Linked DNA regions of Homo sapiens: regions 1 and 3 are each linked to region 2. Evidence: chromatin contacts called from ENCODE Hi-C or POLR2A ChIA-PET data. All regions are on one chromosome and are shown on one strand. The core of a region is the stretch at or near the end of the contact, and the rest is flanking DNA. Distances in the headings are between cores, read along the strand shown.

The links. A loop is a pair of places that touch in the nucleus more often than their neighbours do. ChIA-PET counts read pairs that join two places held with the same protein, here RNA polymerase II (POLR2A). Pooled maps may share reads with other maps.
Region 1: a loop to region 2 is called in a map of naive thymus-derived CD4-positive, alpha-beta T cell, with 16 times the contacts of the local background. The contact joins the promoter of CCDC12 here to the promoter of QRICH1 in region 2. A Hi-C loop is called at or near these places in 2 of 168 maps with a recorded cell type or tissue (breast epithelium and naive thymus-derived CD4-positive, alpha-beta T cell) and 7 of 50 pooled maps.
Region 3: a pooled map shows a loop between it and region 2 (18-fold over the local background). The contact joins the promoter of DCAF1 here to the promoter of QRICH1 in region 2. A Hi-C loop is called at or near these places in 5 of 50 pooled maps. POLR2A ChIA-PET finds 5 or more read pairs at or near these places in 2 of 52 experiments (CD4-positive, alpha-beta T cell and T-cell).

Annotation. Positions count from the first base shown.
Region 1 is chr3:46,975,492-46,979,180 of GRCh38, forward strand. CCDC12 (coiled-coil domain containing 12) reads right to left here and starts at 1,254. Exons shown (of 7, transcript NM_001277074.2): 1 at 1,146-1,254. The coding sequence starts at 1,241. RefSeq lists enhancers at 1-440, 441-1,142, 967-1,276, 1,846-2,546 and a silencer at 1,367-1,506.
Region 2 is chr3:49,091,526-49,095,494 of GRCh38, forward strand. It overlaps QRICH1 (glutamine rich 1), which reads right to left and starts at 2,546. Exons shown (of 10, transcript NM_198880.3): 1 at 2,387-2,546. RefSeq lists enhancers at 1,670-2,182, 2,551-2,670, 2,781-3,120 and a silencer at 2,181-2,430.
Region 3 is chr3:51,498,591-51,502,853 of GRCh38, forward strand. It overlaps DCAF1 (DDB1 and CUL4 associated factor 1), which reads right to left and starts at 1,425. Exons shown (of 25, transcript NM_001387579.1): 1 at 1,283-1,425. RefSeq lists an enhancer at 875-974 and silencers at 1,085-1,314, 3,567-3,666.

The DNA of each region.
Region 1 (3,689 bases), core at 4-2,503, 2.1 Mb before region 2:
CTAAGGCCCACCCTTAGTTAGAAATAAATCTTTTCTTTTTTTTTTTTTTTTTTTTTTGAGACGGAGTCTCGCTCTGTCGCCCAGGCTGGAGTGCAGTGGCAGGATCTCGGCTCACTGCAAGCTCCGCCTCCTGGGTTGACGCCATTCTCCTGCCTCAGCTTCCCAAGTAGCTGGGACCACAGGCACCCGCCACCACGCCCGGCTAATTTTTTTGTATTTTTAGTAGAGACAGAGTTTCACCGTGTTAGCCAGGATGGTCTCGATCTCCTAACCTCGTGATCCGCCCACCTCGGCCTCCCAAAGTACTGGGCGCGTGAGCCACCGCGCCCGGCTAAATCTTTTATTTTCGATTTTTTTTTTTTTTTTTTTTTTGAGACGGAGTCTCGCTCTGTTGCCCAGGCTGGAGTACAGTGGCGAGATCTCGGCTCACTACAACCTCTGCCTCCCAGGCTCAAGCGGTTCTCCTGCCATAGCCTCCCGAGAAGCTGGGATTACAGGCGCGCACCACCACGCCCGGCTAATTTTTGTATTTTTAGTAGAGGCGGGGTTTCACCATGTTACCCAGCCTGGTCTCGAACTACTAACCTCAAGTGATCCGCCTGCCTCGGCCTCCCAAAGCACTGGGATTACAGGCGTGAGCCACCGTGCCCGGCCTCTTTTTGATTTTTGCACGAAACGACTCCGGCTGTATACCCACTGCTGTCACTTGCTGCCCTGTCCAAGGAGTGCTGCCGGACTGGGGAGTCTGTCTGACTCAGAATCGAAGGCGGGGGTTAAAGACCAGCTAGGCCATAGAGGAACGGAACAAATCACGCCTAACCCAACAAGCATCTGAACCTACAGGCAGCCCTAGATACCTACACGAGCAACACCCGGGAAGCAGGAGTCAGATGGACTGCGGGTCGCTGACCACTGCCTTGCCCACCCCCGCGCATGCGCGACGACCGCACCAGCGCCAGAGGAGTCCCACGCCAAGCAGCCCCAGACATCGTGGGAGGGCGCCGTCTTCTCGCGCATGCGTTAGCGCCCGCGCATGCGCGCCCTCGGCAGCTGTCTTTCCTTATTAGCCCTTTGCTCTCCTCAAGCGCGACCCGGACCCCGAACGCTGGACGCCTCAACTGCGACCCTCACTCCACACTTCTCACCTTGCGCCCGGTTTTCTCCCGTAGGGCCTTCAGCCGTTCCTTTCGCCGCAACGCCTCTTCCTCTAGCCGGCCCACACCAGCCGTAGTTGCCTCCATCTTGCCCGCGTACGCCCCTCCTTTTCTCCCGTCTTGCATCGCGCAGGCCTAAGGAGAGTGGATAAATGTCTCGCGGCCAATCCAAGGACGAGAATGAGAGACTGGGAGGTCCTGAAAGCCAATCAATGCGGGGTTATTATGGGCGAGCCCTCCCCGCCTTGCCCCGCCCCGCCCCGCCCCGCCCTTATTCTTCCGGACAACTTGCCTAGTGGGTGGGGAGCCAGCAAAAAAAAAAAAGAAAAAAAAAAAAGCTAAGGCTCGATTTATCCAACGCTGATCAGTGAAAGAGCAGCAAGTGGAATTCAGACCTGAGAGAAGGAGAAAAGAGTGCGTCGATCGCTCCGGTTTTGCCCAAGTACTAACCACACTAATCACTCCATGCTGGCCTCTTGGAATGCCCTGACTCATCCTTGTCCACTTGACCTGACAAGGCTCGAATGCCTTCAAGAAACCTTCCCTGGGCCGGGCGCGGTGGCTCACGCCTGTAATCCCAGCACTTTGGGAGGCCGAGGAGGGCGGACCACGAGGTCAGGAGATGGAGACCATCCTGGCCAACATGGTGAAACTCCATCTCTACTAAAAATACAAAAATTAACTGGGCGTGGTGGCGCGTGCCTGTAATCCCAGCTACTCGGGAGGCTGAGGCAGGAGAATCGCTTGAACCAGAGAGGCGGAGGTTGCAGTGAGCCGAGATCGTGCCACTGCACTCCAGCCTGGCAGCAGAGCAAGACTCCGTCTCAAAAAAAAAAAAAAAAAAAAAAAAGCCTTCCCTGATCCTCCACTTCGATCCCACCCTAATACAAGGTATGACTTACACCTCTGCAGCTGTCAGTGGCTCCCCGGACTCACCTGACAAGCGCCCCTAAGCCCCTCTGTGACCACTCTCAGCTCAGACAAAGCCTGCACAGTGAGGGGGACCTGACTGTATGGCTGTTTCCCTCTGGACTCAAAGATGATCCCCTCTCATTCCCATCCCCTCCTGGAGCAGCAAAGTCCTCAGGGTCAAGTTACCTTTCCCGGGGAAGAGCAAACCCCAACCTGGGTCCAGTGGGCCTCAAGTACTGCCCCCAATCCCCAGCTTAGAAAGACTTGGGGTGGCCTCGACTGCAAGTCGCCACAAGATTCATGGCTACCCAGCAGAAGCTGCCAGAGTCTTCTTTCCTGCATGAACTAGAGTGTCCTGATAACCGCGAGACCACTTAGGCTGAAGTCAAGATATTCTTTCAGTATGTGGGGGTCCCCAAAGCCACACCCCCTCTCACTTGGGAATAGGAGACCATGCCGCCCCCTCTCCACCTCCACTGCCAGGGGACAACTAGCCTCTTAGGCTGTTCCCTCCCTGAGTCTTCCCTTCCCAAGCTGGCTACAGGTGGACATCCACTCTTCCCCTTCCAACTCCCTTCAGAGGCCCATGGGCCACAGACTGCAGATCTAGCCCTCCCTTCACTAACCCTCTTGTCCTCACTAACCTGGGTCTGTCTAAGCCTTCTTCCCTGTAGTGGATGGGTTGCTCTGCCAAGGCCTGGCATGCAGTTTGGAGGTGCTCAGGAAACCTCAGCTCAGAGCTATGATGGATGAAGCAGGACAAAAGGCCAGAGGTGAACCAAGAAGCTGGGAGAACAAAACAGGACAGGGTCTCTGTTGTCTTGGCCAACCAAGGTCTAGGAGTCTCCAGACTGGTCAACTCCTGGAACGAGTAGCACCCCTCTGGGCCCAGAAAACTTCTCCCCAGCCCCAACAAAGAGCCTGATCCCTGCCCAACACCAGGGGTTGGGTCCCTGCCACCATCACCCCGTGCCCCTTTCCCCGTGTCCAGACTGTGAGGTAAGGGGATGGGGAAGGGGGCACGGGGTGATGGTGGCAGGGACCCAAAAAAGAGTCAGTCAAGCCTGGGTCCCTGCCCCTGCTGCCCAAGTGGTCCTCATTTGGTCAACTTGGGCCTCAGTTTCTCCATCTGTAAAACAGAGCCGGCCGGGTGCGGTGGCTCATGCCTATAATCCCAGCACTTTGGGAGGTCGAGGCGGGTGGATCATGAAGTCAGGAAATCCAGACCATCCTGGCTAACACGGTGGAACCCCGTCTCTACTAAAAATACAAAAAATTAGCTGGGCCTGGTGACACGCGCCTGTAGTCCCAGCTACTCAGGAGGCTGAGGCAGGAGAATCACTTGAACCCAGGAGGCGGAGATTGCAGTGAGCCGAGATCGAGTCACTGCACTCCAGCCTGGGCGACAGAGTGAGACTCTGTCTCAAAAACAAACAAAAAACAGAGCCATGAGGCACCCACCTGTTGAGGTTAAAGAAACAACATATGTGAAGCAAGTTCTGGGCCCTGGAGTTGGGGAATGGGGGGAGCCCCTCCACTGGAGCGTTTGGGAAGGCTTCCTGGAGGAGGGAGGGGGACCCGTGGCAACGGTCTAAGCCTCTCTGGGATCTGGGAGGGCACCGC
Region 2 (3,969 bases), core at 1,296-3,795:
AGAAAATTAAACCACTATTTGATCTTTAGTTTGAAATGGCAACATAAGCTGGAGAGAGGATGTGGAACTGCAGAGGTTCTCGAAGAGTTATAGGAAAAATTCATCAGAGAGGACCCGAAGGAAGACATCTAATAAGTAAATCTTAGTTGACAAACTTGGAGAAAAAGTATTTATAAACACCAATTTAAAAGGAAGATCTCAAGCTTAATAGTTAAAAATAAAGATAACCCAGAACAAGCAAGCCTAAAAAATTAATCAAAATTTGGTCGGGCGCGGTGGCTCACGCCTGTAATCCCAGCACTTTGGGAGGCCGAGGGCGGGTGGATCACGAGGTCAGGAGTTCGAGACCAGTCTGATCAACATGGTGAAACCCCGTCTATACTACAAATACAAAAAATTAGCCAGGTGTGGTGCTGCATGCCTGTAATCCCAGTTACTTGGGAAACTGAGGCAGGAGAATCGCTTCAACCAGGGAGGCGGAGGTTGCAGTGAGCCGAGATCACACCCCTGCACTCCAGCCTGGGTGACAGAGTGAGACTCCGTCTCAAAAAAAAAAAAAAAGTCAAAATTTTAAGTGTATCCTAGAAAAACTTTACAGCTTTTCTTTGAACCATTTAGGTCCGTTTAAAAGCTGAGCCTGCAAACGCTTAAATCTGCGGGTTCCACTGACTTATATCCTAAGAGGAGAAAACTGAGCAAGTAGCGAACTGTGGCTGAATTCAAAGATGCCGTTCTCCCACATCTTCATTTTACAGCACCTAATAGTTTCTGGAAGACAGCACCCAGAATTGACAGGATTTGTAATGCTTCAGTATTACCAGAAAAAAAACTGTGCACAGATACTTCCAGGATATGAACAATTTTAACTCACCAGTCACCATGTTGCATGTATTTCTGCTGCTTGTCCTGAGTTCTTAAGACTTCTAATATTCTGAAGAAGATAGAACAAAAAAGTTCCTTCCATCCTCAGCCTCTTTTTATTAATAATTTTAACTTTGTTCTTAAAAACAATACAGTACATTAGAAAGAACTACCCCACCATTATCAAATTTGATGGCTAATTTTACTTCCTCTTAGCTTCCTATTCCTTAAGCTTAATTGAGCAAGACTGTAAATCAAACTAGCAGATGTTTTGTATTAGAAAAAAGAGGTGCCTATTTCTCTAGAACAAACCTAGAACTTCCTTGACACCAAAACACAGCGGCAGGGTCAAAAAAAGAGCTGAAAAGGACTGAAATCCTACACCAAAAGTGACTTTTACAGTGATACACTATCAGATTTTAGTAATTTCTGCTGGGATTTCTGCAATTTCAAAAAAGGTAAAGCACTGATTCTCAGGTTGTTCCATTTTGTTTAAGGCCAACTTTTTGGCTGAGGCAAAGGTGGGCCTTTAATATAATAAAGTAAGCCCCTCCCACTTACGCAAAAGAAAAGCTGCGTTTAAGGATTTAAACTGGCATTTTAGAGCTCGGAGTTCACATGGGCCACATAAGCGAATTCCCTTCCGGAGCGCACAGAGGTGACGTGTATGAATTACGCTTATGGACGTATTAGTTTCTAATGAAAGATAAGCAGGTACCACTCAAGGGCCTTCTAATATTAACCTTCCCTGCCCGGCAGAAAGCCCAGTACAAGGTGAGGAAATCCGAAGGGGCTCACTGCCCTCTCAAACCAAGAGGGCTTGGTTTCCGAAGCAGAGAAACACCCTACCCAAGCACCCGCACCGTACTTGGGCCTCAAGTAACGGCATTCTTCGAGGAGAACGGGCAATCTCGCCCCCCTCACAGAGGAGCGGAACCGCAAGCCAGACAGCAAAGCTGGTTGGTTTCTCTCCAGGCCGAGGCCACGGATGCCCGGGAACGTCACCAGACCAGAAAGGACCCAATCCTCAACCTTCCCAGCGCAACGAGCCGCGGCCGGCCCTCTGCTCAGCAGAAGCCTCCTGCGCGCTCTCGAGGCAGCACCGCCACCCGATATCAGAGCGCGCGCCCCAAAACTGGGGGTCGTCACGGGCGCGCGCTCCAGAAAGCCGCGGTTGCCCACGGGCCACAGCTCCTAGAGCAGAGATATCCGGGCCGGGAACGCGCACGTCGGCGGCCACGCGCACCGAGAGCCGCACAGCGCGCGCGCGTAAAAACAGGCTCAGCCGCGCGCCCGCACCGGCGCGCCATCTCGCGCCGCGCCCACCCAAATCCCCGGGCCACCCCTCCCCCATCCACAGGGCGGGGTGCGCTAGCCCAGGAACGTTTTCGGCTCCGGAGCCGCCCCGAACTCTCCAGGGCCCAGCGGTAGTGGCCCGCCCGCCCCCGCCCGCCGTTGTGTGGGGTGGGCCCCCCGTCTCAGGCCTACAGCTTCGCCGCATCCCCACCCGCACTGGAGCCCTCACCCGGCGACGTCACTGCCGCCGCCGCCGCCGCCTCCGCTGCACCCGCCGGCCCCGCCGCACCGCCAGGGACCCTGGTTCTGCCGTCGTCGCTCCAAGACCGACAGGGTTTTCTCCTCACAGCTCCCTGGGCGCCATCTTACATTCAACCCTCACAGCCAATAGGAGCCGATTGCTCCTCTCGCGATAATCGGGGCGTCGGATCCCGCGAGATCTGGGACTGCCTACCGGCCAAAATTAAAGTGAACGCTTCAGCAGGGGAAGGTGGCCGCGCTTCTGGCCGCTAGAGCGGATAGTGGATCCTAGGGTATGGAGCGGCTCGCTCCGCCCATGGACGCCTCTCCATGTGGGGCGGAGCTAGGGCCGTGGCTTGGCCTAGTAGTGGAGTCTCGGAAGGCTAGGGCTCCAAGCTAGCTCTTTGGACCCACCTTCCGTCGCCCGCCAGAGCCTCCTTTGGTCGAGCACGCCCACGCGGGGCGGGGCCTGGCCAGGCTCGGCCTCTCGCTTAAGGTGGACCCCACAAACTTCTGTCCTGGGCCTGGCGTCCCCAGCCGTGCCCTGCCTGGGAAGCCTCTAGGTTGCTCACCTCCTGGAGGAGTCAGCATCTGGTACTCCCGCTGTCTGCTGCCATCTGAGTTCAGCCTTCCGCAGTTGGGTCCACCTTAAAGCGGGCCCCCGGGTAGCCTAGTGTTTGTATACAGGGAAAATGTGGAAGGCGTTAAAGCTGCAGGCACACTCGGGCCTCAGCAGCAGCCTACACTGCCCCCAGAGGGCTTCCAGCCTGCTGTAGACTCTTTTTGCCTCGGAGCTTTTGCCCTTGTTCCTCTTATCCTGGCAAACTCCCCGTAGTCTTTCGTGATTCCCTTCAGAAGTCACTTCGTTAGAGTAATGTTTTCTGAGGCCCAGGCTGGGTCAGGAACCTCTTCCAGTCTTGCACAGGCCCCAGGGAGACCGCTCCCATACAGTGCTTGGTCACCCATTTCCCCTCCCGTGAACTTGGAAGGCCACCACAGCACGTATGCCCCATCTCACTTTGCCTGGCACGTAGTAGGCACTCAAAAATTATATGCCGAATGGGCCGGGCACGGTGGCTGAAGTCTGTAATCCCAACACTTTGGGAGACCGAGGCGGGTGAATCACCTGAGGTCAGGAGTTTGAGACCAGCCTGGCCAACATGGTGAACCCCGTCTCTACTAAAAATACAAAATTAGCCGAGTGTGGTGGTGCATGCCTGTGATCCCAGCTACTTAAGAGGCTGAGGCAGGAAAACTGCTTGAACCTGGGAGGCAGAGGTTGCAGTGAGCTGAGATCACACCATTGCACTGCAGCTTGGGGGACAAGAGTGAGACTCCGTCTCAAAAATAAAAAAGAATTATAGGCTGATTGGGCGCAGTGGCTCACGCCTGCAATCCCAGCACTTTGGGAGGCCGAGGCGGGCAGATCACCTGGGGTCAGGAGTTCCAGACCAGTCTGGCCAATTTGGCAAAACCCCGTCTCTACTGAAATTACAAAAATTATTCAGGAGTGGTGGCGCCCGCCTGTAATCCCAGCTACTTGGGAGGCTGAGGCACGAGAATCGCTTGAAC
Region 3 (4,263 bases), core at 175-2,674, 2.4 Mb after region 2:
AAAATTTTAAAACTGTATAATAGGCAGAACAGTAAAACACTGTACTCAGCAACTACGCAAGAGATACTAAGTACAAAATGATTTCCCTACATTCCCCAAATTCTCTATTATCTCTTTAACATCCAAAAATATATACCCACTCAAAAATGGGTAATGAATAAATGTTATATAGAAAACCCAAATGGTCACATCATTAAGAAAAATACTAAATAGATCCTAAAATCTAAATATACACATTTACATAAACATTAAAGGTAAACTCCAGTAAGCTGGAAAAAGAAAATGCAGGATGATATTACCAATTAACCTCTCATTCTGTACATTAACGATGCATTTTGAACAGGAAGATGCTACTAATATAAAAAATTAAGACATGTAAACTAATTAAAAGGCTTCATCAAAAAAACAGGGTAAGGAAAAACCAAGACCAACATGACATGGCCAAGGACGAGTCATTTGTGACTCAAAAATAGCTAAATACAAACACTCCAAAACTATTTCCTCAACAAATGGAAAACCAGAGCGCTGCCACCGCAGTAAGAGGAAACCAGACAGAAAACCGTCTAAGAAGTGAAGTTGTTAAGCAAACGCTTCTGACACCCCAGTTGAAAACTACTATAACCCCCGGAAATAGACTCCAGGGAAGCTTCGCGGGCACTCTGAGGTTTGACTCCAGGCTGCGGGACCCGCACACCTCTCTTTCCAACCCTTCCCTCTTTCATGGGGATGGGAGGAGCGCCCGGAAAGCTCCGCCCCCGTCGCACGGTCCAAGAGGCAGGCGGGTGCAGGGAGAGGTGGCACGAGGCCGAGAGACGGGAGAGCCCGCCCAGGTGACTGGAGCTGGAGGCGGAGACACAGTCCGGGAAGGGGCCCGCCGTATAGTACGGAAGATGGAGCCCCGCAAGCCCGTACGGAACAGAGACTAGGAGGATTGGAAGGAAAAAGAAAACAAGGGAAATGAAATGCGCCCCTCCTCCAGGTAGGGGCGGACACACCCCGCCCCCCCACTCCGGGCGGAAGAGTTACTCTCGGGAAGCTTCTCGTGGGGAGTGGAGGAAGAACGTGGAGGCCCCGCCCCCAGGACAAGAATCAGGAGGAGGAAAAGTCCTGTCAGGCCCCGGGCCCAGCCTCCCGGCAGACCGGCCCGCCCCCTCCTCGCCGGCGGCCCAAGCAGGTGCCGCCCCTCCCCCAAGCCCGGCGCCCACTCTGCCGCCCGGCCAGCCGCGCGACCTGCTTCCTCGCGCCCCTCCCGTAGAGTCGCCTCCCTCCATTTCCCACTCACCGTCCGAGGCGGCTCCGCCGCTGCCCCCCCCCGACCCCGCCAGTGGCCACAGTTCACACACACACAGCCTCAGGTCCCGCACTCACTCTCCACTCACACACACACACAGCGCGACCACGGCTCCACAGCGGCCCACATATTATGCGTCACTCGCGCGCTACGTGCACCGCGCGCGCGCGCTCGCGCCTACTTGGCGCGAGGACCGCGAGCAAGGGGCGGGAAGAGAACGCCTGCACGATCGGGGAAAAAAAAAAAAAAAAAAAAAAAAAAAAAAAAAAAATCGAAGAGCCCCGGGGACGCCTGGGAAATGAAGTTCCGCGTCTAGGGGCGGGCCCACCAGTCCCAATTGACGCATGAGCTCTTCGCCTGGCGCATTGACTTCTGGATTTGTAGTTTTTTTGGATAAATGCGAACTGCTGAGTACTCATTGGCTGCTTCGGAAGGCGGAAGTGAAAAGTGAGGGAGCCAATCCTTCTAAGACAGTACTGTAATCGCCTGATACTTTTTCAGTGTCTTGTTCTGACCTGTGTGCGCAAAGAGCCTCTGTTTTATTTGGCCATTTGCCTTATCTTACCTAGAACATACCGTGATCTAAGAAAATATTTCTCATAAACATATCAGAAATCACAGCACTCATTAAATCAGAAGGCACTGGTTGTTTTTTGTTTGTTTTGTTTTGTTTTTTTGAGACAGAGTCTCGCTCTGTTGCCCAGGCTGGAGTGCAGTGACGATCTCAGCTCACTATGACCTCCGCCTCCCGGGCTCAAACAGTCCTCCCACCTCAGCCTCCAGCTGAGACTACAGGCGCATGCCACCACACCCAGCCAATTTTTGTTTCTGTTTTGTATGTGCGTGTTTGGTAGAGACATGGTTTTGCCGTGTTGGCCAGGCTGTTCTCGAACTCCTGGGCTGAGTTCTCCCAGCCTCTTTTTTCTCTGTCTTTTTTTTTTTTTTTTTTTGACAGGGTCTCGCTCTGTCATCCACGCTGGAGTGCAGTGGCGCGATCACAGCTCACTACAGCCTCAATCAACCTCCTGGGCTCAAGCTATCTTCTCACCTCAGCCTCCCAAGTAGCCGGGGCTACAGGTGTGCACCACCACACCCGGCTAATTTTTAAAAATTTTTGTAGAGACGAAGTCCCACTGTGTTGTCCAGGTTGGTCTTGAATTTCTAGGCTCAAACGATTCTCCTGCCTCGGCCCCCCGAAGTGTTGGGATTACAGGCATGAGCCACTGCACCCAGCCTCTGTCTTTTTGTTCAAGACCTAGCCTGTAAGAATCAATAGATACTTATTGCCAGGTTATTATACGTGAGGCAGAGAAGTGAAAAATCAAAAGCTCATAGATTAAGGCAGGACTGACCTCACAGGTCACTTAATTCAATTTCTTCATGTTGTTGGGAAAAATGAGGCCCAGAGGGAGTGAGCGACTTGCCCAGCATCACACAACCAATTAACAGCAGAACCAGAGGACTCCTTACTCTGACCAGCAGTCCCTCTTGTGGGGCATAGAAGATAAACATGACCCACAGTTGAGCAGAATCTCGACCTGACAAGATCCTACCCAGCGTTCAAGGCCTTATGCAGCTCATTATCTCTCCGGGAATGCTGAGCAAGTCTCCGTGCATCTCCATGAGTCTTCACGGCAATACTGTCACATGAATACAAGACACAGCAAGCCTGCTGCTATGCTCAGGCTCGACAGCTAGTAAGGATCCTGAATCCTGGGTCCCTTGGTTTCATTCCCCACTAGATCCCATTTCCCTCTTTCCAGAAAAGGGACCATCCTCCTTCTCTTAAATGTGTAACTTGGAGCTACTGCTCCAAGCAGAGATTCTCTAATATGTGCTGGGAGCGCCACAGACATGTCACCTTTCTTCACTTCTTTCTCCTGCCACAACACACAGGTCCCTTCTCTGTGCTTCTGGAACTCTACCTCTGTCAGTAATGGCCAGTACCATTTCTTTCAACTTCAGAGCATGCTGGGCCCTGAGCCAAGTGTTCCAGCCACACTCTCTCATTTAACCCTCACTACCCTGCCACACACACAGGGAAGATATGGTTAATCACCTTTACAGATGAGAAATCTGGACCCAGAGAGGTAGAACAAGGAATGGAACCCACATGCCATTCCTCCAGCACTCCTTCAGGTGACTTTCCTGCCATGCCTCCCTGGGCCATGAACCTAAAATGTATGAGGATGGGACATTTAAGCCTTGGATATCTCCCCTCTGACTATGGTCTAGCCGGCCCAGTGGTGACTTCTCCGCTGGCTGGGGTCCTAAGAGGCAGAGCCCTTAGGGGAGCTCAAGGCTTAGCTCACGCGCTCCTGGCACTGCCTCAGTCTGCCACCAGATGGCACTGCTTCATTTCAGAAACCCAACCTGGTCAGAGCACTGTGGCTCATGCCTGTAATCCCAGCACTTTGAGGGGCTGAGAATCTCTTGATCCCAGGAGTTCAAGACCAACCTGGGCAACATAGAGAGACACCCCCACCCTCACCCTTGCTCCACTGTCTCTACAAAATATCTTAAAAATTTGCCGGACGTGGTGGTGCATGCCTGTAGTCCCAGCTATTTATGAGGCTGAGGTGGGAGGATTGCTTGAGCTTGGGAGGTTGAGGCTACAGTGAGCTGTCATTGTGCCACTGCACTCCAGCCTGGGTGACAGAGAGAGACTCTGTCTCAAAAAAAAATTTTTTTTTAATTTTTTTAAAAAACAAACCCAGCCTGGGGCCCTGGGTTGGTGATGGGAGCAAGAAGCATTAAGAAGGGGCTTTGGAGAAGCCAGGGCCTAGGAGGCAGGGGAAGCAGGGGAGGAGACAAACAAGGCCTCTCCAGCAGCCACGCCCTCAGGAATCTGCACTCTTAACTCCTGCAGCCTCCTCTACCCCTGCCAACACCTCCCCCTCCCCAACATGCACATAGCCACACACCTGCAGACACCTTCAAACACCTCCTTCCCACTTCTGGGAAAAAGAAGA